Linked DNA regions of Mus musculus: all the other regions are linked to region 1. Evidence: chromatin loops called from intact Hi-C (ENCODE). Cell type or tissue: left cerebral cortex. All regions are shown on one strand.

Evidence for each region. A loop is a pair of places that touch in the nucleus more often than their neighbours do. Peaks named below come from ENCODE experiments on the same cell type or tissue, not always from the same donor. Only the 100,000 strongest peaks of a DNase experiment are listed, where the experiment ranks them.
Region 2: it touches region 1 in a loop (4-fold over the local background); 15 of 42 quality-filtered maps call a loop at or near these places.
Region 3: a loop joins it to region 1, with 5 times the contacts of the local background. A loop is called at or near these places in 21 of 42 quality-filtered maps.

What each region holds. Positions count from the first base shown.
Region 1 is chr7:24,966,765-24,974,764 of GRCm38, forward strand. Rabac1 (Rab acceptor 1 (prenylated)) reads right to left here and starts at 5,964. Exons shown (of 5, transcript NM_010261.2): 1 at 5,763-5,964; 2 at 5,338-5,550; 3 at 4,997-5,094; 4 at 3,323-3,424; 5 at 2,986-3,245. The coding sequence starts at 5,818. The coding sequence ends at 3,157. Mir7046 (microRNA 7046) reads right to left here and starts at 3,311; the gene lies at 3,246-3,311. In left cerebral cortex, CTCF peaks have their summits at 4,679 (motif pointing left), 4,878 and 5,915 (motif pointing right); DNase peaks (open chromatin) are centred at 3,228, 4,699, 5,317 and 5,955; H3K4me3 peaks cover 1,532 bases; H3K27ac peaks cover 1,064 bases.
Region 2 is chr7:24,899,665-24,907,664 of GRCm38, forward strand. Cd79a (CD79A antigen (immunoglobulin-associated alpha)) reads left to right here. Exons shown (of 5, transcript NM_007655.4): 3 at 1-41; 4 at 1,569-1,637; 5 at 1,767-2,194. The coding sequence ends at 1,880. Arhgef1 (Rho guanine nucleotide exchange factor (GEF) 1) reads left to right here and starts at 3,322. Exons shown (of 30, transcript NM_001130151.1): 1 at 3,322-3,464. In left cerebral cortex, CTCF peaks have their summits at 4,636, 5,503 and 7,918; DNase peaks (open chromatin) are centred at 3,530, 4,616 and 5,480; H3K4me3 peaks cover 2,609 bases; H3K27ac peaks cover 2,023 bases.
Region 3 is chr7:24,886,022-24,894,021 of GRCm38, forward strand. Rps19 (ribosomal protein S19) reads left to right here. Exons shown (of 6, transcript NM_001360119.1): 4 at 2,261-2,444; 5 at 2,886-2,940; 6 at 3,720-3,790. The coding sequence ends at 3,746. Among named protein-coding and RNA genes, the nearest start is that of Rps19, 5.4 kb to the left of the region's middle. In left cerebral cortex, a CTCF peak has its summit at 4,605 (motif pointing right); a DNase peak (open chromatin) is centred at 4,606.

The DNA.
Region 1 (8,000 bases):
TCCACCTGCCTCTGCCTCCCGAGTTCTGGGATTAAAGGCATGCGCCACCACTACCCGCTTCTGTGAGTTTCAAAACAGCCAGGGCTGTGTATTTTTTTTTTTTTTTGAGATCCTGTCTCAAAATAAAAATAAAAATAAAAATAAAAATAAATAAATAAATAAATAAATAAATAAATAGTGAAAGTTGGGGCTGGGGAGATGGCTCAGTGAGTCAGGTGCTAGCAGCCGAAGCCTGAGGACCTGAGTTCAGATCCCCTGGGCCCATGTAAAGAGCTGGTTATGAGGACATGGTCTGTAATCCTTGTGCTGAGCAGGCAGACACAGGAAGATCCCTGGTCTTGCTAGTCTTGCCAAATAAGTGAGACCCAGTTTCCATGAGGGATCCTGTTTCACAAAGCAAAGTGGGGATTTGCCAGACGTGGTGGTCCAGCACTGGGGAGGCAGAGGCAGGGAGCTCTCCATGAGTTTGAGACCAGCCTGGTGTATAGAGCGAGTTCCATGACAGCAAAGGCTACACGCACATACATGTGCTTGTGCACTCACACACATGCACAGGCATGCACATAAATGCATCTGTGCACTCACACACATGCACAGGCACGCACATACACATGCCTGTGCACTCACACATATGCACAGGCATTCACATACATGTGCTTGTGCACTTACACACATGCACAGGCATACACATATATGTATATGTACCTATGCATTCGAACACATGCACACATACTACATACATGTGAAGTCAAATGAACAATTTTACTGAATATATCCAAAATAACATTTCTTCCAATATACATTATCCTGATCTGGGGTGGTAGCACCTGTCTGTAATTTAACACTTGGAAGGCTAAGGCACAAAGCTGAGGCCAGCCTGAGCTACACTGTGACAGCTTTGTGAGCGAGTTCCATGACAGCCAAAGCTACACGCACATACATGCATCTGTGCACTCACACACATTCACAGGCACACACAAACACGTGCTTTGCACTCACACACATGCACAGGCACACACATACATGCATCTGTGCACTCACACATATGCACAGGCACACATGCATGCACATGGACTGTCACAAAGCTGAGGCCAGCCTGAGCTACACTGTGAAGTCCAAGCCAGCCTGGGCTAGATGATAAGACTCTCCCCTCCCCCATCTCTCTCTCTCTCTCTCTCTCTCTCTCTCTCTCTCTCACACACACACACACACACACACAGCAGAGCAAACAAGATGATCACTATTAACAAGAGGGACTCTGACTATACCCCGGGTGGTAGAGTGCTCACCTAGCAAGCATAAAGCCCTGGGTTCAATTCCCCAGCACGACAGAAACCAGGCGTGGTGGGCAGCACAAGCCCACCCTCCACCCGAGAACTCGGGAGCAGAGGCAGGTGGAGCAGAAGTTCAAGGTCATGCGCAGTTACACGGAAAGTCAGTCTGGGCGTCCCACCTCTCTCTGTATATGTGATGTGTATGTGTACATATGTGCACAGATATGTGCAAATATATAGCCCTGGCTGTCCTGGAGCTCTCCATAGAGACAAGGCTGGCCTCTGCCTCTTGAGTGCTGGGATTGGAGGCATGTGATGTGCCACCTGGGGTATATATAAACATAAGTAATGAGTATCGTATACCTCCTTCACATGGACTCTCTGAAGTCTACTGTTTCGCATTCAATCTCAGTTATGTGTACGTGTGTGTGTGTGTGTGTGTGTGTGTGTGCATGTGTACATGTGGATACCCGTGGAGGCCAAAAGAGACTGCCAGATCCTCTGGGGCTGGAGTCACAGATGCCCAGAGTGGGTGCCTGGAGCCAAGCTCAGGCTCCTGGAAGTGCTCTTAGCCGCTGAGTCATCCCTCCAGTCCTTGGGTTTTCCATTCTGCACATACACCTCACACCGGCTTTGCTTCAGGCACACAGCTATCATGCTGGGCCGGAGGCTTGGATGACCGAGGCAGGATTCCACAGCACTGCTGGGTGCCCTGTGAGCTCATGATATAGACCTGAGAGGGCGATGTTGTGGAGGTGTGTGTGTGTGTGTGTGTGTGTCTGTGTGTGTGTGTGTGTGTGTGTGTGCATGGCAAGGCTTGGGTGACCCCACTCCCTGCTCTCCGGTTGCCTAGCTGTGTCCCTCAGGGCTCCCAGAAACATCACCAGGGTCTCTGTACAGCCAAATCTGCAAGCTCTACTAACAAGCCAATTTAGCCAGCCGCATGCTTGCTGAGCATGTATGCACTGGGCACCACGGAATGTCGGTAATCCCAGCACCGGGGAGGTGGAGGCAGGAAGATCAGGAGTCCAAGGCCAGCTTTGGCTATGTAGTGAGTTTGAGGACAACCTGGGCTACATGAAACCTATCTCAAAAAAAAATTTACTCTCTCATGCTCTTCAAGAGAAAAATCAAAGCTTCCTGCGACGTCCAGGCTCCCTCACCAAGCTTCTCCAAGTCACAGGCCAGCTGTGCTGCCTCCTCACTGCCTCTGCAACGGATGCCTTGTCTGCCCAGGACAGGCTCCTTAAAGGACCTGCAGCTGCTCCCCAACTGTTCGGGTTCATTCACATTGGGAGGGTTGCTCTGGCCATAGTCCTCTTCCTGCCTTCCCTCCCTCCATCTCTCTTTCTTTAACAGGGTTCTCACTATATAGCTATACCTGACCTATGCCTACAGACCTGGCTCTGTAGACCAGGCTGGCCTCAAACTCAGAGATCCACCCTACCTCTGCCTCCTGAGTGCTTCGATTAAAGGCATGTGTGTGTGCCATCACCACCCAGCTGACTTTTTTTTATTTTTAATTATGCTTAGGTGTGTGTGGGGGGGGGGTGGGTGGGTGTGTGCAGTACAAGTGCGTGCTGGGAACTGAACCCAGGTCCTATGGAAGAGCAGCCAGTGCCATCTGGGGCTGAGCCATCTCTCCAGCCTCAGACCTCGTGTTTTAGTAACCCCTCTCCTTACCTATAAAAGAGAAAATACCAGGAAAGTATTGGCCAAATAGCAATTGTAACAGCTTTATTTCCAAAGACAAAAGCCCCTCCCTGGGTTTGAGGCCTCAGGTGGAAGGCTCGGAGCTGAGCAGCAAGGCCAGGTAGGACGAGAACAGACAGAGATGGGACAGCCGGCCGGCAGGAGAGGCCGGCAGGTCCTGGAGGACACTTTACACAGGTTCCATCTGCAGCTCCTCGCCATCTGCAGGCTCCATCTGGTGGAAGGCAGCGTGGGAGCCTATGAGTACCAGCGTGGCTCCTGTAGGGGGATGGGTGGTTCAGGCTGTGCTCTTTCGCCTGGCTCCCAGCCTCACCCTACACAGACCCTGTACTCACCCAGGACCCAGAAGACAGCAGAGCCAGCACCGGCCAGCCAGAAGAAGGGGAAAGAGACGCCACCAGCCAGGGCATACTGATGTGCTGGGCTCACCTCCCGGCCTGGGAACAGATGGTGTAAGGTAGCCGTTCCCACCCGACCCTTTCCCACAAGTGTCCAGGGTCACTTTCCACCCATCTAGTGTCACAGACTCTGGAACCTTCCATGTAATAATACAGACTCCTCACATCAGTGTCTCCCATACCTGGCCCCTACCCTGCCTCCCCAAAGCCCCCTGTCCCCATAACAACCTTCCTCTGCCCCACCTCTGCTGTCTAGCTTCACCTCTCCCAGGAGCCCTCAGGTCACTTCAGACTAGGGCCTGATGTTCCACCCTGGTCACCGGGAGTCTCAGGCTGGTGGCTCCACAGTCAAATCTGACCTAAGGATTTTTGTCCCCTTTTTTCCTTTGTTAAGATTTATTTCTTTGAATTGTGTGTATATGCCCTGCACGCATACGTGCCCAAGATCAGGTGCCCATGAGGAGGTGGCCATGGGCACCCACCTGACTTGGGTGCTTGGAACCAAACCAAGAACAGTACTCAACTGAGTACTCAACTGCTGAACCATCTCTCTAGGCACTTATTTTGATTTTTTTTTTTTTTTGACAGGGTTTCTCTGTGTAGCCCTGGCTGTCCTGGAACTCACTTTGTAGACCAGGCTGGCCTCAAACTCAGAAATCCGCCTGCCTCTGCCTCCCGAGTGCTGGGATCAAAGGCATGCGCCACCACCGCCCGGCTAGGCTTATCCTGAACTTGTAGCAATCCTCCTGTTTTAGCTTCCCAAGTGCTGGGATTAGAGGCACAGGCCAGCTTCTGGTTTTAAGGATGTGTTCTTTGATGCACCTTGCGAGAATTTGGTTTGTGGGGGCTGGAGAAGGTGACTCAGGAGTTAAAAGCACGTATTCTTCCAGAGGGCCCGCATTACACATTTTTTAAGGCTAGGGCATAGCAACACACTCTTTAAACCCTAGTACATATATATTAATTTCCTCCACCCCCGCCCCACGCTCTCCTATGCCTGAAAAGTGTGTATGTCCTAGTGACCACTACCTGCAGAAGCCAAGTTCTGACCTGCTTCAGTCTATTTCTTTGCCACAGCCTATCTTTGTTTGGTCCTTAAGCTTGCTGGGCTATGAAAGACTTATTTTAAGTCTCCTCGGAAACTTTTGGATTCCCCTCATTGGGTCTTCCCTGACACCTTTCTTTCCAGTGGTCCTGGTGACAGTCTGGGGCCACCGGACTTACAGATCTCAGCCTTCCCCTCTGAGAATCATCAGGGCCAAGACTTGGGAAGGAACACGGATCTAGGCCTGCATGAGGTCGCCACCTGGTGTGCAGTGTGGGTATCTGCAGCTGATGCGTTCCGTGGGGGGGGGGGGGGGGGGTTGAGTGGAATTGGATTAAGTCATTTACAAGAGACAGAGGTGCCAGGGCTTTGGGGTCTCTCTGGGTTTGGGAAGCTGAGACTGGAGGGGAGCACCTGGTGGGTCTAAGCCCTTAAAGACCAAGTTAAGTGACTCTAGTGGACAGCTCGGTGGGGGCCGTCTTGGGTCCCAACTATTCGGAAGTTTGCATTCCGTGAGACCACGATCAGAAAGGCCCGAGGAGCCATTTGGGCAGGAGATTTCTTACCAAAGAGTACAAGCTTAGACTGCAACGTGCGCAGATAGAGAATGTAACAGGCGCCAAAGAAGACAGCCAGAGCCACCAGCAGCATGGGAGATGTCACCCTGGAAGAGTGTGGGAGACAGGAGTTAGGTATCCGAGGCTGCGTCAGCCAGGCCCCTCTAGCTTTGGACACAGACTGAGGTTACGTCCTTCTAGGCCAGCGAAGGCCACATCCTGGTCAGGTGAATGCAGGAGTACAGACTGACCGGGTCCTGTAGTGACAAAGTGGGCTAACTGGTCTGGGCGGGGCCTGGCAGCCGGGGGCGGGGTCTGACTATCGAGGGCGGGGCCGCAGAGGCACTCACACGCAGTACAGGATGAGGCCGAGAAACACGAACACGTAGTTGCTTTGATAATACTCCACGTTGCGTACCAGGCGCTGGCAAAGCTCTCCCACATTGCGGGGTCGCGAGAAACGTTGCTGGTCCACGAAGGTGCCCCAGGGCCGGATGGTCGCCCGGCGCCGCTCCAGCCACTCTCGGCCTGCGCCGGATGGAATCAGCTTGGGCAGCAGGGTCCTAATGGGCAGGGCAGAGCAGAGCAGCTGAAGGGAGGGAGAGGGTAGAATCTGGACCCCAGATTCTAGCACACCTGGTCCCAAGCATGACCTTGAACCCCTAGGAGGAAGGGTCCTGAGAGGGAGCCAACAGGACTGAGTCCCTCCCAGGACCTCTGAGGAGATGAGGGACTCCTGCATCTCGGATCTGGGGGTAACACCCTGCTTGCTCACGTGGCGCTCAGCCCTTCCCCTTCGGCATCCTTCTGCTGGTCCTTCTGGGCCGCCATGTCTGCACTGCAGTGGATAGAACCGCTGTAAATAGCCCGGAGCCCAGCAGCACCTAGGCGGCCCCACCCCAGCCGGGACTCTTTGGAAGTGGCGTCGTTGGGAGCTCTAGAGGGCGGTAGTTGTTCCTCCAAGCATTGTGGGTGTTGTAGTCATCGTGGCGTCAAGAGGCAGGTTTGCCTCGCAAGACATCTTGGGAGATGTATGCTAAGAGCTCGTCGGGAGCCTCTAGGCATTGTGGGAATTGTAGTTTCAGGAGGCTCAGCGTGGACTACAGCAGGTGGACTGTCAGGACAGAGGATTTTGTGGGAGTTCGAATGGCAGAAACGTACTTCCGTGGACCGTGCAGAGCTGTCGTTCTGGCTCGAGAGAGCTTAATAAAACATTGTTCGAAAACTCAGATATTCTGATTCTAACTGGGCAAGTCTGGGAAAGAGTTCATTTACTTTTTCTTTCCTAAAAGTATTTACTTTGAAAGTGAGACAGGAGAGATGGCTTACTTGTTTCTCTTTCAAAGGATCATAGCTTGGTTCCCAGCATCCACACCCAGTGCTTCACAACTGCCCGAAACTCCAGCTCTAGCCAATCAGACATACTCATGTGCACATACCCACACTCAGATACACATGATTTAAAAATAAATGTTTGCATTTTAAAAGAAAAGATTTACTTTTATATGTTTATGCGTGTGTGCCACCAGAAGAGGGTTTTAGAGCTCCTGGAACTGGAGTTACAGGCAATTATGAGCTGTCTAGAAATCATGGGTGCTGGGAACGGAACTCCTCCGGGTTGGGATTTCAGTATGGGCCACTCAGCAGGAAATTGTGTCTGGGTTTCCCACTTGGGGTCCAGCATTGCTTCAGATCAGTGGAGGACTGCAAATGTACAGTTAGCCTAAAGACTAAAGAGGGACACCACAAGGCCAGAGTACTGGAAAAGACAGAGAACCTTGGAAACCAGTTTGGCGGCAAAAGTCAGCTGGGTTTGACTGCTATGGGAACCAATTCAGTTTCTTTAAGAGGACTAAGCAAATTCTTTCTATTTCATGACCCTCAAGTCTCTGCTGCCCTGGTGGGAGTCGGGGCTTCGGGAGAAGGCAGTGGAGAAGGCAGTGGGATCCAGAGGCAACACTGTTGCAGAAAGTGGCAAACTAATTCAAAGAATGTAAGAAATTTGAATACTGGGATTTTTAGGATAGGTGTCTGGAAGCTGGGAAAGGAGTCCTTTGGGACAGTGGAAGCGAGGACCCTGAGGTAGAGATGTGATGAGGCAGGGGGTACTTTCAGGTTCCTGAGGGAGGAGGCTCACGTTAGATGGGTTTTGAGTCAGTAGGTAGTAGGAGACATCCGAGAAGGCTGTGGGAGATGGGACTTGGCTCTGAGCTCTTTCCTGTGCTTCCCAGAGCAAGTGGCACTGGGAAAAAGCCAGAAGATATTAACAGGAACTCGAGACCTTGATCATAATGCCGGCTGCATGACTTCAAGGGGCCTCCCCCACTTCTGTCCTGTGCTGAGTCCCTCTGTCAAAGCGGATGCTCCTTCCTGGTGCTAGGTGATTGAAGCAGAGTATGTGGGTGTCCCAGGAGAGGTCTTGGCCCATGCAACTCCTCCCTCCCAGGATCGTCTTGTCCTGAGATCACCAGAGGTCACAGTACAAAGAGCCCCAAGTGCTCCAACCCTGAATGGCTGATCCTCCCCTCTCTGCCTCCCACCTGGTGGGATTACAGGTGGTCACCGCTAGAAAATGGCCAGCTTTATTATTTTTTCTTTCTCTACCATGGCTCTGTAGGCAAGGATAGTATGATCTTGAACTTCTGATTTTTGTTCCTAGTCCAAGAATTCTGTAGGATCACAGATGTGGCCAGGGGTTGGTGGCACATGTCTTTAATCCCAGTACTCAGGAGGCAGAAGCAGTTGGATCTCTGTGAGTTCACGACCAGTGTGGTCTACAAAGTGAGCTTCAGGACAGCTAAGGCTACACAGTGAAACCTTGTCTTAAAAAGAAACAAACAAACAAACAATAACAACGAAAGGATCACAGGCATCTTGTCACCTTATTTATGCAGGGCTCAGAACAAACCCAGAGCTTTTGTAGGCAAGTAGTCTGCACCAGAGCCACACCCCCAAGCATTTGATTATTTTAAAAGCTTTATATTATTTATCATGGTTTTGAGAAAAGGGGGAC
Region 2 (8,000 bases), 67 kb before region 1:
TGTTCTGTGCAGTGGTGCCAGGGACGCTGCTGCTATTCAGGGTGAGTCTCCCCCAAGTGACACCCCTCAAGTCATCTTGGCTTACCTGGGCCTGGACTGTGACTCCCAGTGTCCAGCTGGTCCTCTGAATTCCAAGGTTTGTCCTTCCAAGTTTGGGAGGCTGGGAATAACCACCAAAAGGATTCCCAGGGGGGTCAGCGTGTCCCCACGGCCCTCATAGAAACCCTCTCACTTCTGGCCCGCCAACGGGAGTCCCCTGCAAATGCAGCCAAGACAAGGGAAGAAGGTGTGTCCTCCCAGAGCCCCTGCGTCTCCTTAGGCCAGAAGACAACATTTTTCACCCACATTGGGGCTTCATTATGTAGCCCTGGCTGGCCTTGAACTCACAGAGATCTGCCTATTTCTGCCTCCCAAGTGCTGCTGGGATTAAAGGGCCACCATGCCTGCCCTTCTTCCTTTCTTTAACTTTTTCTTTTCCCCACCACCTAACCCCCCAAGACTGGGTCTCTCTGTGTAGCCCTGGCTGTCCTAGATATAAGGCTGGCCTCAGACTCACAGAGATCCACCTGCCTCTGCCTCCTGAGTGCTGGGATTACAGTTGTGCACCCCTATCGCCCTGCACTTTATTTATGTCTTAGTGTGTACGTGGGCATGTTGAGTGTGGAGGTCGAAGAACAACTTTCAGGAGTTGATTCTTTCCTCCCACTGTGGGATTCCGCACACCAAATTCATATCCTCAGGTTTGCATGGCAATACACTTACCAGCTTGAGCTATCATCTGGACTTTCTTTGCTTTCAGTTTTTATTTTACTTTATTTTATTTTATTTTTTTAAAGCTAGATATTAGTCTAGGCTAGCCTCAAACTTGCTATATCACCATGGCTGGCCTGATTCCTCTTTACCTTCCAAGCACTGAAATTACAGGCAGGTGGCACCACCAGTTTTATTTTTGTTTGTTTTAATTTTTGTTTTGTGTTTTGTTTTGTTTTTGTGGGGAGGGTTAGACAGCATTTTGCTATGTAATTCAGGCTGGGCTAGAACTCACTCTATAGATCATATTGGTCTGGAATTCCCAATCCTCCTGCCTCAGTTTGCCAAGCACTGGAATTACAGATGTCCAGCACCACTCACTCCCTGCTCGCCGTTCTGCTTGTCATTGAGGAGCAGTAGAGAGCTAGCATGGTGGTGCACAGCTTTGACCCTAGCAGCACTCAGGAGGCAGAGGCAGGCGGATCTCTCGGGAGCCAAGGCCAGCCTGGTCCACGTACTGAGTTCCCAGGTAGTTCTTGCTAGATAGAGATCCTCAGAGCATCAGTGGAGTGGCAGGGAGGTGCAGCAGTCCACTTGAGACAGGGAGATTGCTTAAAGTTTGAGGCCCATAAAAAGAAAGAGAGGAGAGGGGCAGAGACTAGAATCTGCCAAGATCCTGATGGTGGGATCTGCCTTGATGGTGGGGAGCACAGTATCCCTCACTCTTTCTGATAAAGCACTTGCTAGTAGGAGACAGTCTAAAAACCCTTCACCTCCCTCCTTGCTAAACGTCGCTTCTACTTCATCCCCTTCTGTAGAAACGGTGGCAAAATGAGAAGTTTGGGGTGGACATGCCAGATGACTATGAAGATGAAAATCTCTATGAGGTAAGCACTGTTTGCAGCAGGCGTCGGGTGCATGGGGTGTGGTGTCTGCCTTGAGTCTCACCCTGGAGTTGACTGGACGCTGGGGCTCCAGCTGTCAGGGTACTGATGTCTCCTCTCTGACCCCTGCAGGGCCTGAACCTTGATGACTGTTCTATGTATGAGGACATCTCCAGGGGACTCCAGGGCACCTACCAGGATGTGGGCAACCTCCACATTGGAGATGCCCAGCTGGAAAAGCCATGACTGACATGTCCCACCCTTCCCTGCCTGCCATATGTCTGACTCCAGCATCCCTGCCTCCCCACTCTTCCCCTGGAGTCCCCCCTTCCCAGTGCTTGCTCCAGCCACTCGAGTGGCCTACCCTTGCCTCCAGGCTGCCCCACCCTATTCTCCCACCTAATCTTGTCCTTCCCCAAGTCCAGCTCCCTCTCTAGTGGGTAATGAGCCCTTAATCGCTGCCTCTAGGGGAGCTGATTACAGCAGCCTCGTTAGTGTCACCCCCCCTCCTCCCAGATCTGTCATGGCCACTTAAGTGATAATAAATCCTTCCCAAAGCAGCCCTTGGCAGGAGTCATGGATCTCATGTAGACTGCTCCTCAACACTGCCAGGGAACCAGGAGCAGAAAACCCAAGTCCCCTCCCCCCTCAGACCCAGGATTCTAGGTTCAAGTTCTCACCTGACCACTTCTGAGATCTGGGACCAGACAGTTCTTGCTGTCTGTCTTCCCCAACCCCCTCCCCCCAAAATAACAGGAAGTCTCTTGGGGAAGTCCCCACCCCAATTGAAATGCTGGTTTATCTCCCTTATAGGGCCTCACCCTCCTCATGTCCCAAAGCAAGGGGGAACCAGCCCGGGTGTTACCAAATTTTTACCTATATTTAAACTCTGAGAACACAAGATATTATTTTCTGGAGTGGGGCCTAATTCCCTCATGGGTTCACTTGCATAAGGCAGATTTGGAGAGTTTCTGTCAAGAACCGGGGGGAGGGGGATGACAGAGAGAGCTAGAGTGGTGTGACAGTCATTGGGATGGGAAGAGCAGACTCAGGTTGTTAAAAGACAGGAGGCCAAGAGGAGACTCAGTGGGATCCCCAGAGACAAGGATGCAGAGATAAATAGCCAAAGGAAGAAGCAGACACAAACTGGCTGGCCTGATAATAACAGTTGAGGAAAGGACAAAGCCTGAAATCTCAGAGCATGAGAGAGACAGCCAACAGCAAGAAATGGGCCCAGCGTGATCAAGGCACAGAGGAGCTGCAGCAGGGAGAAGCAACAGAGGCCAGAAAGCAAGGAGTGCCTGGATGGGCCCCTGACCTTGTGGGCAGGAAGGCCTTCGAGCTTCGAAAAAGAGATCAGGGTGGTGGCGCGCACCTTTAGCTTTAATCTCTCTACTCCAGAAGCAGAGACACCTGAGTTCGAATCCAGCCCGCCTTACACAACAAGTTCGAGGCCAGCCAGGGCTACATAGGGAGCCCTTGTCGCAAACTAAGAGAAAGAGAGAGTAAGGGCCAGGGCAGGAGCTGGGCAACAGCAGGGAGGGCGGCGGAGGCGGACAAAGGCGAAGGGGAGCCGGGCGGGGCCGGGTGGGGACGCGCCCGCGGGGAAAGGAGGAGCCGCGCGGGCGGCGAGAAGGGGAAGGAAGCCGAGGTGCCGGGCGGGCACGGGGCGCGGGCAGGAAGCGGGGAGGGGCGGCGGGCGGGGGCTCCGGAAAAACGCCCCGACTTCCTGCCCGCCAGAGCCAGGAAGCCGGAGTCGGGACACCGGGCCCGGGATCCCCGAGCCCGACCTCGGGCGCCTCGCCGGTCACCTCCCCGCGCGGACACCAGGTACACTGTCCCTGGCCCCGCCCGGCCTCCTCCTCCAGCCGCCGCAGGGAGGAGCAGGGAGGGGACCGGGCGCGGAGGGCCTCCCAGGGTGCGCCCAGTGAACCTGCAGCCGCCTTTCTCTGGCCTCGGTTTTCTCATCTGTCAAAGAGAGCAAAGAGAAAACCCGGCGCGTTGGCGCCCGCCTGTCATCCCAGGAGTTGGGAAGCAGAGACAGGAGGATTGCCATGAGTTCGAGGTTAGCTTGGGCGACCTAGCATGAACCTGCCTCAAAAGAAAAAAAAAAAAAAAAACAAAACAAAACAGAGAGAGAGAGAGAGAGAGAGAGAGAGCACTTGTCGAGAGCACAAGTAGGTAGAGATCCAGGCTCCCAGCGAAGAACGATAACACTCATTTATCAGCAGGGAAACTGAGGCCCAGGGAGTCGGACTGCCTTGTCGTAGGGACAGAGCATCTGGGACTTGAACTCAAAGCTGTTTCCTGTAAAGAGCTGTCCCTGCGATCATGGATGCTTGATTAGAGCTCCCTAAAATAAACAAATATCTCTGCAGTACATTTTAAAGCCGAGACTTACAGAGCGTTAAACACGTCTCAGAAAGCTTTTTTCCTTACCCTCTCTGTGGTATTAATTATACTCTGGGAGATGGCTGTAGGGGAGAGAACCGGAAACATATCCTCATTGAACAGATGGGAAGACTGAGGCCTAAAGGGAAGTCATTGCATTTTGCAGGTTAGTCTATCAGAAGAAAATATATGCTCGAGCGCATGAGTGTTTTATGCTTTTGTTTGTGTGTGTGTGTGTGTGTGTGTGTGTGTGTGTGTGTCTATCTATGTGAGGGGGTTCTGTTTTTGTTTTGTTTTTTCTTTCCAATTACAGCGGGAGGAGTTGACAGTGGTGACAGAGGGTATACAAGCATTTGGAATTTAATAGGTCCGAGTTGGGGAGGTAGAGCTCATGTGAGGTCCCGATAGGTGCTTAGGACCTGAGCGACTTGAAGTTTCTCCGAGATTGAGCCCTAACCAGGCAATGGAACCATGCACCACTCCTGCTAAGGGGGCGGGGCCCAGGAGAGTGACAGGGGCAGTCGAAATACGGAAACAAGGGTCCTCCAAGGCAGACCAGAGCGGCCCTATCGGGCCAGCGTGGCGCCGTGTATTGCGATACCCGCCGGCAGGAGGAGTGGAGTTGCCGAGGCCGGAGAGCGGTAGGAGGCGGGCTAGAGCGGCCGGAGGGAGGAGTGGAGCTGGACGCAAAGGCGGCCTCTGGCTCGGCTAGAGCGACTCTGCGGCACGGGTGGGGGAACCTGGAGCTCGAGCGCGGAGGCTTCGGTTCCTGAGGCTGCAGTGGCTTGCTTCTCTTCCCATCCGACAGGTGAGATAGGCAGCCCTTGGTTGCCGTGAAACCTGACCCCACACGTCTTCCCTGCCACCCACACCACCACCGCTGCAGAATTAGTGAGCGCCTGTTGTAGATCAGCCACGTCCCACGTAAGATTTAGGGCTCGTGAAGACCCGCCACGTTACATAGGTCAATAAGAGCTCACATACCTTCCAGGTTTCAGGAAGCCTTTCACGGAGACCTGGCTTTTAACATAAGCATAGGCTTCTCATAGATCAAGGCAGGGCCCTACAGAACCCACCACACACCACTATCGAGGTCCCATAAACCATTAGTTTTCCCTTTAGAATCACCATCTCTCTGGATTCTTGAGGCCCACTATATGTCAAATAGAATGTGGGGTTGTATACATTCCAGGGCCCTCGTAGTTTTTTTCAAGGCTCCCAGAAGTTCTTGGAGACCTAAATAATCCAGTCCAAAGGCTTGTTGAATGTGAGCCCTTAGGACCCAGGCGCCTTTATGTGTTTACTTCTTCAGGACCCCCCCACACACACACACACACATACACACACACACACACACACACACACACACACACACACACTGCATAGACCTAAACCTGCCCTGACTTCCCCTGTCCACCCCACCTCCAGAGCCTCAAGTGCAAAATGCTCCCTCTGCCGGACAGTAGTGGACTTTGTCAGTTGCTTCATTTTGCCAGCTTTACCTATGTCTACTTTTCAAATCCTCTTTGAGCCCAGGTTTCTGGAGCTGCTGGGTCCATCCTGGGTGTCTGCAGAAGTCACGGCAGCCACATGACCTTTCCAGGCACCATCAGACCTGATGTATCTCAGAATAGATGCACATTTTAGTATTCCAAGGTCAAAGTGTGTGTGTGTGTGTGTGTGTGTGTGTGTGTGTAGCAGTGTTGTGTGCTGAATGTTTAAACTGTGGAACCAGACTGCCTGAACCTGAATCCTGGCTCTGACTCTCATAAGCCATGCCTCAATTTCCCCCTCCTGTAAATCAGCAATAAGAATAATAGTGACACCCTCCTCTCCTAAAACAAACCAAAATAATGCTGGCCTCATTGGGTCAGTAAGAGGATTAAATTCATTAACATCTGTAGACAGACCCTGAACCCTGCATAGAAACTAAGCCTGTGTGTGCTGTCTTTGCTGTGTCTGACACATACTGAGAACACGTGAGTGTCAGCCATTGTTCCTTATTACTGTGATGGGGAGTGTGGAGGCAATGCATGTGAACTGTGAACAAGAGAGTCAGGGTCTTCTGGTGACAATTTGTTAAAATTTCGTACCTCCCTTGGCTTCTCTTTTCTTGGGGGGGGGAGTTAATAAAGATTTAAGCGTGAGAGTTACGGGGGCCACTCTGAATGATGTGTACAGGCCAGTATGGTGGCACACGCCTTTGATCCCAGCATTGGGAAGGAGGAGACAAGTGACTCTCTTGATTCAAGGCTGGCCTGCTCTGCAGAGTTCCAGGATAGTCAGGGCTACACAGATAAACCCTGTCTCCTGTCTAAGAAAGAGAGAGAGAGAGAGAGAGAGAGAGAGAGAGAGAGAGAGAGAATAGAAGGAAGGAAGGACAAACAAGCATTCTGTCATTGAGCTACATCCCCAAGCCCTCCTTGGCTCCTTTGGGGTCTGTCAGGTGAGTATATTTCCTGCTAACTGAGATGAGCATGGGAGTTCCTGGTCTGTGATCATGGCTTCTAACCTAGAAGGTCTGGCTGGCTGGAAAGGGTGGTTTTTGAAGGCATCTTGTTTCTCAGGGGATGAGTGCTTGTAGTTGGGGAGGTATTGCAGTTGATGGGACTAGACAGAGTGCTTCTCTCCAATAATACTAGAACTCAAGAGACCAAGACAGGGGGATGCCCGCAAGCTTGAGGCCAGTCTACAGAGTGAGATCCTGTCTAGAAAAAAGAAAAGCAAAAACTGAGCTGATATACCCAGAACAGTTCTTACGCACTAGATGGGCTTGTTTCTCATAAGCTGACTTTGTTGGCAAGTGTATTTATTAAACGCTCACCAGTGTTCACATCTTGACATTAGCTGAGCTTTTATGGTGGACAGATCCAGCTTCTGAGGAAGAGTACAAATGATGCCTGCTTGGTGGAACCCCCGGCCATGACTTCTGGACACTACAGAAAGCATCTTTGGCAGAAATCAGAATCATAGCAACGGTTCATTGAGTGCTAGGGAGGAGGCTCCTGGAAGAGGGAGAAGGGCGGGTCTCGGGCAGCCAGAGTTATAAATAGCTTTGGGGTGTGGGGACCCGCCCCCTACTGGTCCACCCCACACTCTTTCCACCATTCCTTCCCTCCTGACACTGATCCACACAGCATTAGTCAGACTAATTAGGGTCTGGAAGATGCTGATGAAAAGGGAGAGTAGAGGGAAGATGGGATGGGGAGAGAGGATAGAGATGCAGTGTGGAGCTGGACCGAACCAACACCAGCTGTGGAAGGACAGCTGTCCTGGGGTGGGGGAGGAGAGATAGGGAGGCAGAGGAGGGGCCAGCAGAGGTGATAGGAAGGATGAGGTAGGTCTGGGAGGAGAGGTGGAGTCCCGGATTCATATTGAAGGGGAGCAGCATGCCCCTGAGGGCAGGCTGCTGAGCCCCACCTCCTCCATCATCTTTCAGGGACCAAAGCTGGGAACTGTAGGGAACCATGGGGCCCAAGAGCTCAGTGTGTCTGACAGAGAGGGACTCGGTTTTGTTTTCTCGTGTAGAGGGCGTTGGAGGTTGGGGGTTCACCATTGACATTTCCTGTCACAGGAAATGGGGCTGGTGGGTTCAGAGGCAACATCCTGGCCCAGGCCCGCCACAGATCACAGTGTATCACCTTCCCCTACTCTTCCTACCTTCTCCTAAGGGCTGTGCTTTTAATTTTGCTTGTGCCAAAGTCCCTCCCCCTTGAGGGCTAGCCAGCCTTCTGGGTCCCTGGTCCTTCCTTCTTTAGTGACCCAAATTAGTGGTTTTACCCACAGCCACCCAGCCCACCCATGGACCCATGCTCCTGGCCTCCAGCACACGCCCACCCCGCTTGGTCTCTCCGCCTCAGCTGGGCTGAGAAGAGCTCTTTGTCGCCACACAGAGGCTCCATTGAGCTTAGGAGGCTGGGGGGTGGGGGTGTTTACTCACCTTCCGCACCTGGGCCAGGAATCTGTGAGTAACTG
Region 3 (8,000 bases), 81 kb before region 1:
GTGGGAAGTAAGTTCCTCTTCGCTTAAGACCGTGAAGCAGTTTATAAGTTAATATTAAATGTCCACGGGATCCACTTTGTTTCAGGCTTTGGCATGGGCACAGGGACCACCATGACTCAACACAGCCTCTGAAAACCAAAAGGTCAATTCCACAGTGTGGGAAAAGGTCGGTGCTTCCACCTGCCAGCACGTTTTTAAGGAGGGTGATGTAGGGAAGGGTGGTGAGGCCTAGCTGAGGTGTGCACCTCACACCCCCTCTTGGAAGCAAGCGTGCAGTGGTGTTGACAGTGCTTCAGGTGGTAGGTTAGGGCGGCTGTGGAGTTGCGAGAGGAAGACTGTTGGGTTTCTCTGGGTAGAGTGGTGTACTTGCTGTGGACAGGGTTGGTTGTCTAGTTTCCACAGCTGCTGTGGGGGGAGGCTGCCATATCCAGGGCCCGCCAGACACTGAGCTGTGTCCCAAGCAGGATGGGGTTAGCAAGAAATGGAATCGAGCCAGGTGCCTTTTGCCTTTGATTCCAGCACTTCTGGAGCAGAAGCAGTTTGGGGCCAGACCTGCTGGTGTGAGCTTGTATTCCCAGAATTTGAGAGACCAAGGCAATGCTGAGGGGGCTGGGCTGAGCTACAGGAAGACCCCAGCATTCTGGGGTCTAATGGGTTCCTGTCTGGTTTGATCAAAAAGCTCAGGCTCTTACCAAATTGTAGCCGTTTGTCATAACACTGAAAAGGGGGGTACAGAGGTGGCATTACTTTCTTCGAAGATAGGCTAGTTCTGTTCAAAGTTAGTTTTCAGACTATGTTTGTAGTTTTGTCTGGATAATGAGCTGGCTTGTTCTGTCACTTGCTTTTGGGGCTGGAGTGCAGTGGGGAAACAGGCTCATGTTTTAGGTCCTGAGAAAAGGCTCCATGGGCCTCCTGTGTTAGGACCAGGGGGCTTGTTGGGAGAGTGACATTTGTAGGGGACCACTTCCGTTGGAGAACCAAAGGGAGGGTGAGTTAGGGCTGGGAGAATAGATTTTTCCACAGAAGTTTAACATGAAGGCATTGGGGAGGGAAACATACAAGGTTTTTCATCCCACACTTAAAGACGGGGTGGTCAGGGTGGGGTCCCCACCCTGCTCTTAGCACAAGTTTCTTCTGTTGTTGTTAGGCTGCAGTGCTTCATGAAACCTTGGTCTTCGCAAGTAAGTTCAAATCCAAGGTGCCAGCCCCTCCTGAGCAGCAATTCTGGGGCTTTATCTAAAGTTGTGCCTTTAAAATGTGCCAGAGCCAGGTCTTGTTGAAGAGGAGAATAAAAAGAAATAGGCTGTCTTGCTGCTTACAGCCTCTAAATAGTTCTTTATTCAGTCAAAAGGAGTGCACACAAGCTCTGGAATGGCAGGCCCATGCCTTGTAATTAGTTGGCAGGTGGTTTCCCACGAGATGATTTTTATGTGGTGCTGGAAAGGACGGCTAGAATCCCCATTGCAGAAGCTTTTAGCCTTGTTGTGATTCCCTCCGTTTGTCCGCTGTGCTTGCAGTTGGCTAGTTCTTTGGTGATGTGCTGAGATTCAAGCACCCACTGTGTCCAGGCAGCCTAGTGAGACCAAGGTTCCCCACCCTGAGGAAGAGCAGAGAGGTATAGAGCATTTGAGTGGGCCTTTAAGATTGGGGTTGTTGGTGATGTCACCTTGCAAAAAGGTTGGAAATGGCTGTTAATCCTGACACTGATACGGGCTGTGGGTTTTTTAAAAATTAAAGCAAAATGAACAGAGACAAGCTGTGGGGGCAATGTCTTGGGTGCCAGTCCAATGCTAAATGGAACCTGGGCAGTAGTAGATGAGCTGAGTCTGTCACAGGGCTGTTCATCCCTAAAATGAAGTTGCCTGGGGCCCCAGTACCATGCGGCTCTTGGCTACTGTGTAGCTTGCAGATGTGAAGAATGCATGGCACGGCTTCAGCTCAGTGCCTTGGGTTTTCCTGACGCTGGTTTGATAGGCCAGAAGAGTGCCCACAGGACAATAATCCTTGCTCGACCCATGGTTGAGGCAAGGCACATTACAAGTTTTGAGGTGCCCACCACAGAAAGTGCCTGCATCAGGCACATGGGTATGGCCACACTTGATGAGGCTTATCTAGAACATGGGGCCAGTCTTGGTGAGGGGCAAAGATCCAGGGGTGTCAAACACCAGTTTTGGTACATGGTCTCAGTTACACAGTTGTCTAATTTCACACAGTGAAGGACAAGCAGGTGACCTCAGGCTCCCTCTTGCCCCACCCACAGCTTCCACAGCACGGCACCTGTACCTCCGAGGTGGTGCTGGGGTTGGTTCCATGACCAAGATCTATGGAGGACGGCAGAGAAACGGTGTCAGACCCAGCCATTTCAGCAGAGGCTCTAAGAGTGTGGCCCGCCGGGTCCTCCAAGCCCTGGAGGGGCTGAAAATGGTGGAAAAGGACCAAGATGGGTATGCAGGGTTGTGGCTGGGCCAGGGGTAGTCTTTGCCTGCTGGTGGCATGTGGTGGGGTTGTTGGACCTCCCTATAAATGAAGGTATGGGGCCTTCAGAAAGCAAAAGGGAGGGCCTCACCCAGACCTCTCTGGCTGACTTGCTCTGACTCTGGGAAGGTAATTTAGCGACTGTCTGCTTTCATTAGCCTACTCGTTAACTTTTCCCAATTGATTTTTTCGGGGCTTTTGATCTAATGCTTGCACAAACGACACCCCGTCAACTCCCAAGGGTCTCCCTCTCCTGCCCCGGGCTCGTTAGGATGTGGCTGGCCACAAGTGGGACTTGGCAAACACAGTGCAGTTCCATCACTTGGTACTTTGTTTGTGCACCACCCCTGGGGGGGTGGGCTGTACTCATCCAGGGTTTGTTTTGTTTTGTTTTGTTTTTCTTTGTACAGGGGCCGCAAGCTGACGCCTCAGGGACAGAGAGACCTGGACAGGATCGCTGGACAGGTGAGAGGTGCACGTTATGCGTCTGTTGAAACAGAGCGGGGGGGGGGGGGGGCTGGAGGCCACACTGGGAAGGGGTTAAAAATAAGGTATACTAGCCAGGCGGTGGTGGCGCACGCCTTTAATCCCAGCACGCAGGAGGCAGAGGCAGGCGGATTTCTGGAGGTCAGCCTGGTCTGCAGAGTGAGTGCCAGGACTATACAGAGAAACCGTGTCTTGGGAAAAAATTAAAAAAAATAAGATATACTATAATTGCTGGAGACTGGGTGCCCAATGTGGTATGAGGCTTCTATAAACTTAGACCTGTAGTCCCGTACAGATACTTGGTGTTAGGGCTTCTAGCCACTCTTCCTCCTTAGTACCAGGCACCAGGTTTACACAGCTTGGGATGGGGTAGAGATGTGGCAGACAGGTTCAGGCCCAGACTTTGTAGAGTGACTTCCTTCCTACCACATTCCATGTAAAGTGATGCTCACCCTGAACAGCAGTGGTGTAAAGAGGAGCCCTGGGATCTGACAGGCACTCCGTGCCTAATTTTCTCTCTACAAGAGACTCTACCACCTAAGGGTCTTGGAAGGCTTTAGCCCTTAACTTGGAGTCTTAGTAAAAAGAGCCTGACCCCAAACATTGGCAAACCCATCCCCTCAGGACAAAGGGCAGAAGCTTGAGCCCTGTGTATAATTTACAGAGTCAGAAGTGTCTGCAACAGTGGGGCTGAGGGCATGGATGCAGTGAGCTATGACAAACCTTGACCCCGCCCTGATCTTTCTGTCTTCCCACAGGTGGCAGCTGCCAACAAGAAGCATTAGAACAAAGGATGCTGGGTTAATAAATTGCCTCATTCATAATCCTGGTCTGGATCTGGTTTTGGTTTTCAAAACGATTTCCATGGGTGTCCTTAGCTATCATCCTGCTGAGGCTGGCCTTAAACTTAGATCACCTCGCCTTTGCAGCCACCATCCAGCTCTGGTCTGGGTCTCTTGGCTTCATTTAGGAGTAGAGGAATTGTGATTGTCCTCAAGACACCAGTGGAGCTGTGGCATTAGTGTTAGGGCAAGGCTGTGCATCTGTGGTGGTAATTGAGAAAAAACTGTATAGTTGAAAGTGACCTCCCCAGTCAGTCAGTCCCTGTGCTAAAGATGGAGCCATTCCTCCATGCTGTGTGTAGCCCCAAGTGCGGTTGAGCAGATTTAACCAAGTAAGCTGTATCGAGTGTGCTGGGCCTCTGAGCAGAAGTCTAACCCAGCTCAGTTGGTCATGGACGCATCCCAGGTGCTAGATGTTCCCTGTCAGTTCCTTATTTCTCCAAGCTAACAGGTTGATGCCAGGTAAAACTGGCTCCCAGAAGAGCCCTTGTTAAGTCCTTGCTGGAAGTGGCTGTTGACTCTTATACATGAGATCTGTGCAGCCTCTCCCAGTGTGAAGTGCATGCCAAGCAGTTTGCAGATGTTTTCCATGCCCAGCAATCCTCTGAAGTGTTGAATTGAAGCATTTGAAGAGAAGTCACATAGTGATTTGCTGAATGCTCTAAGGCTTTGAGAATCACATGGCCACGCGGTCAACCTTGGGCACCTACAATTCCCTCTAGCATGAGTACATTCTGCTCAGCTGAGCCATGACTGGATAAACTACCTGGCCGAGTAGGCATAGCTGCAGCTTCACTCTTCGGCCACTAGGTGGCAGCTGCTAGCCACTGCTGAACAAGTTAAATTCCAGCTCCTAGTTCGTTGGGAACTGGGGGTGCTCAAGATAGCTGTCCTGTGTGAGCAGGCCCCTACCACAACATTGGGGCCTGTAGTACAGAAGGGGAACGAATCTTCAGGAACTGCCAACTGCATTTAGTGGTACACCAAGCTCATGGAAGGGGGTTCATACCTACATAGGCTCAGCTGAACTGAAGAATCATGTAATTGCTGCAATTAAGATTTTATGTATGGGAGTACGCTAGCTGTACAGATGGTTGGGAACCTTCGTGTGGTTGTTGAGGGTTGAATTTTTAGGACCTGCTCGATTTGGTCCAGCCCAAAGATAGGCACACTGGCTGACAAACTGGAAGAGGGCGTCAGATCTCATGGGTGATTGTGAGCCACCATGTAGCTGCTGGGATTTGAACTCAGAACCTTCAAAATGCTCTTACCCACTGAACCATCTTAACAGCCCAGTTGCAGTGTTAATTACTGTGTAGCCTAGAATGGCCTGGAACCCCTGCCTCCACCTTCAGAGTATTGGGTTTACAATCAACCACCAAGTGTAGCCACTTGCCCTATTTTATTTATTTTTGAGACAGGGTTTCTCTATAGCTCTTGCTGTCCTGGAACTCCCTTTGTAGACCAGACTGACCTCGAACTCAGAAATCTGCCTGCCTCCCAAGTGCTGGGATTAAAGGTGTACGCCATCATGGACTTGTTTATGAATTATGAAACATTCCAGGCATGCAAAACAGTATTCAAAACAGCCTTGCAAAAGCTCTCCACCCATGGCTGGGAAAATGGCTCCAGGGTTTAAGAATACTTGCTGCTCTTCCAGAGGACCTGAATTTAGTTCCTAGCATTCATGTCAGGTGACTCTGCTGTAACTCCAGATCTAGGGAATGAAATGCCTCTGGCCTCAGACACTTCACTCAGGTGCACATACCCATGTGCAGGCCCACACACCTATACACAATTAAAAGTAACAGTAAATCTTTAAAATGCCCAGCCTAAGGAGTAACAGGGGAGTCAGGGATGGCAGAATACACCCACAATACTGGGAAGCAAAGAAGAGAATCACAAGTTTGAGGACAGCCTGGTCTACATAGGGAGATCCAGGCCAGCCAGAGCTCTGTCAAAAGACAAACAGGAAAAAAGTGTTATACAAAGAAAATCAGTTGTAACTCAGTAGCAGATCTCTTGTCTGGCACAGGAGGAGCCCAGAGTTCCACAGAAGCAAACATAAAAAGGAATAAACACACACAAAACCACTGCAAAGTCAAAATTAGGGCCTGGGGAGATGGCTCAGCTGTTAAGAACACCTGCCACAATGGGCAGTGGTAGCACACACCTTTAATCCCAGCCCTCAGAGGCAGGCGGATCTCTGAATTTAAGACCAGCCTAGTCTACCAAGTGAGTTCCAGGACAGCCAGGACTACACAGAAACAATGTCTCAAAAAACCAAAACATAAAAACCCACCTGCTGTTCTTCCAGAGGTCCCTGGTACTATTCTCTTCATCTATATGGCCTCTGAGTCCAGGGGGATCTGACAGCATACACGCAGGCAAAACACCCATGCACATTAAATGAAAATGAAACTTTGTGTTTGTTTTGTTCTGTTTGAGACAGGGTTTCTCTGCGTAGCTGTGGGGCTGTCCTGGAATTCACTCTGTACACTAGGCTGCCCTCAAATTCTGCCTGCCTCTGCTGGATTTAAAGGCACACATTACCTTCCAGCATTTTTTTTTTTTTTTTTTGGCTTTTCTTTTTAAAGGTGGGTGAATCCAGCTGTGTCCTTCTCCAGCCCCACCCAGTCCTCTTCCTCAGGAGGTAAGCATGATGTGGTGTGCACATTCATCTCTACCTTTGTCCCCAAACAGCATACAGTGACATTTTTTTGCCTTTGAAAAACAAGTCAACTGCCAGGCATGGTGGCACACCCACCTTTAATCCCAGCACTCAGAAGGCAGAGGCAGGCAGATCTCTATGAGTTCAAGGCCAGCCTGGTGGTCTTCACAGTGAGTTCCAGGACAGTCAGGGCTACACTGAGAACCCATCTCGAAAAACACAAAACAGAAGAGAAAACTAAGTCAACTGCATCATCTACACCAGTTTTTTTCTCCTCCCCATTTCTCCACTGACTTCCTCCCTGCTCGGTGGCTTTCAGCTAGCCTCTCTACAAAGGCTGGCTTTCCTCTTACAAACGTACCTTGGAATTCCTTTGCCATTTTCCCTACCAAAAGTATCGTGTAGTTTTTGTTTTCTTCATGATTCAGCTGCCCCCCTAAAGCCTCTTTCGAATTTTTTTATTTTTATTTGGGGGAGATGCTTTGTGTATGTGTGTGTGTGCACTACATGTGTGCATGTGCCCATGTACCTTTGGGAGTCAGACTGTCTGAAACTGGAGTTACAGACAGTTGTAACCCACTACAGGTGAGTTCGGGGCGTAAACCCCTGTCTTCTACAAGAACAGTGCATGCTCTTAACATGCTCTTAACATCTCTCTAGCCCCTATTTGGGGGGTTGTTCTGTCTGTCTGTTTGTTTGTCTAACTGTCTGTGTCAGGGTCTTGTTGTATAGCTCTGGCTATCCTGGAATTCATGACAGTTCTCCTGCCTCTACCTCCCTTTTGCTGTTTTGATTTGATTTGGTTTGGGGGTATTTGTATTGTTTTGTTTTGTTTTGTTTTGTTTTTTGTTTTTGTCTGAGGCCAAGTCTGCAGAACAGGCTGACTTGGAACTTGCCTTTATCCTGTCTCAAACTCTGGAATTATAGGTATATGCCAATACACCTAATTTAATAAATGTATTTTTGTCCTGTCTTTACATATGTGAAAATCACCTAACTACTTACAGTATCTCAAAAGCTCATTTCCCATTCAGACCTCATTTCAGACTCTTGTTAGTTAACATTTTTAATTTATTTATGTTCTGTGTATGGTTGCTTTGTCTACATATGTCTGTGCACCATGCATAGGCCCGGTGCCCACAGAGGCAAGAAAAGGACCTGGAATTAGCTGGAAGCTGCCCTATGGGTGCTGGTGGTCAAACACAGGTCGTCTGGAGATTACAGGAGCAGGCCACCACACCCACCTGATGTTTTCTTTTTACTCACTCTTGTGTGCACACACATCTGTGTGCTTGCCCTTGCCAGTATAGAGAACATGTGGAGGCTGAAGGCTGACTGCAAATGTCTTCCCCACTCTCCTCACCCATCCCCTTTCTTGTTTTTGTTTTGTTTTTCCAGACAGGATTTTTCTGTGTTGCCTTGGCTGTTCGGGAACTCATTCTGAGGACCACCAGGCTGGTCTTAAACTCACAGAGATTCACCTGCCTCTCCCTCCTGAATGCTGATGCTGGGATAAAAGGTGTGCA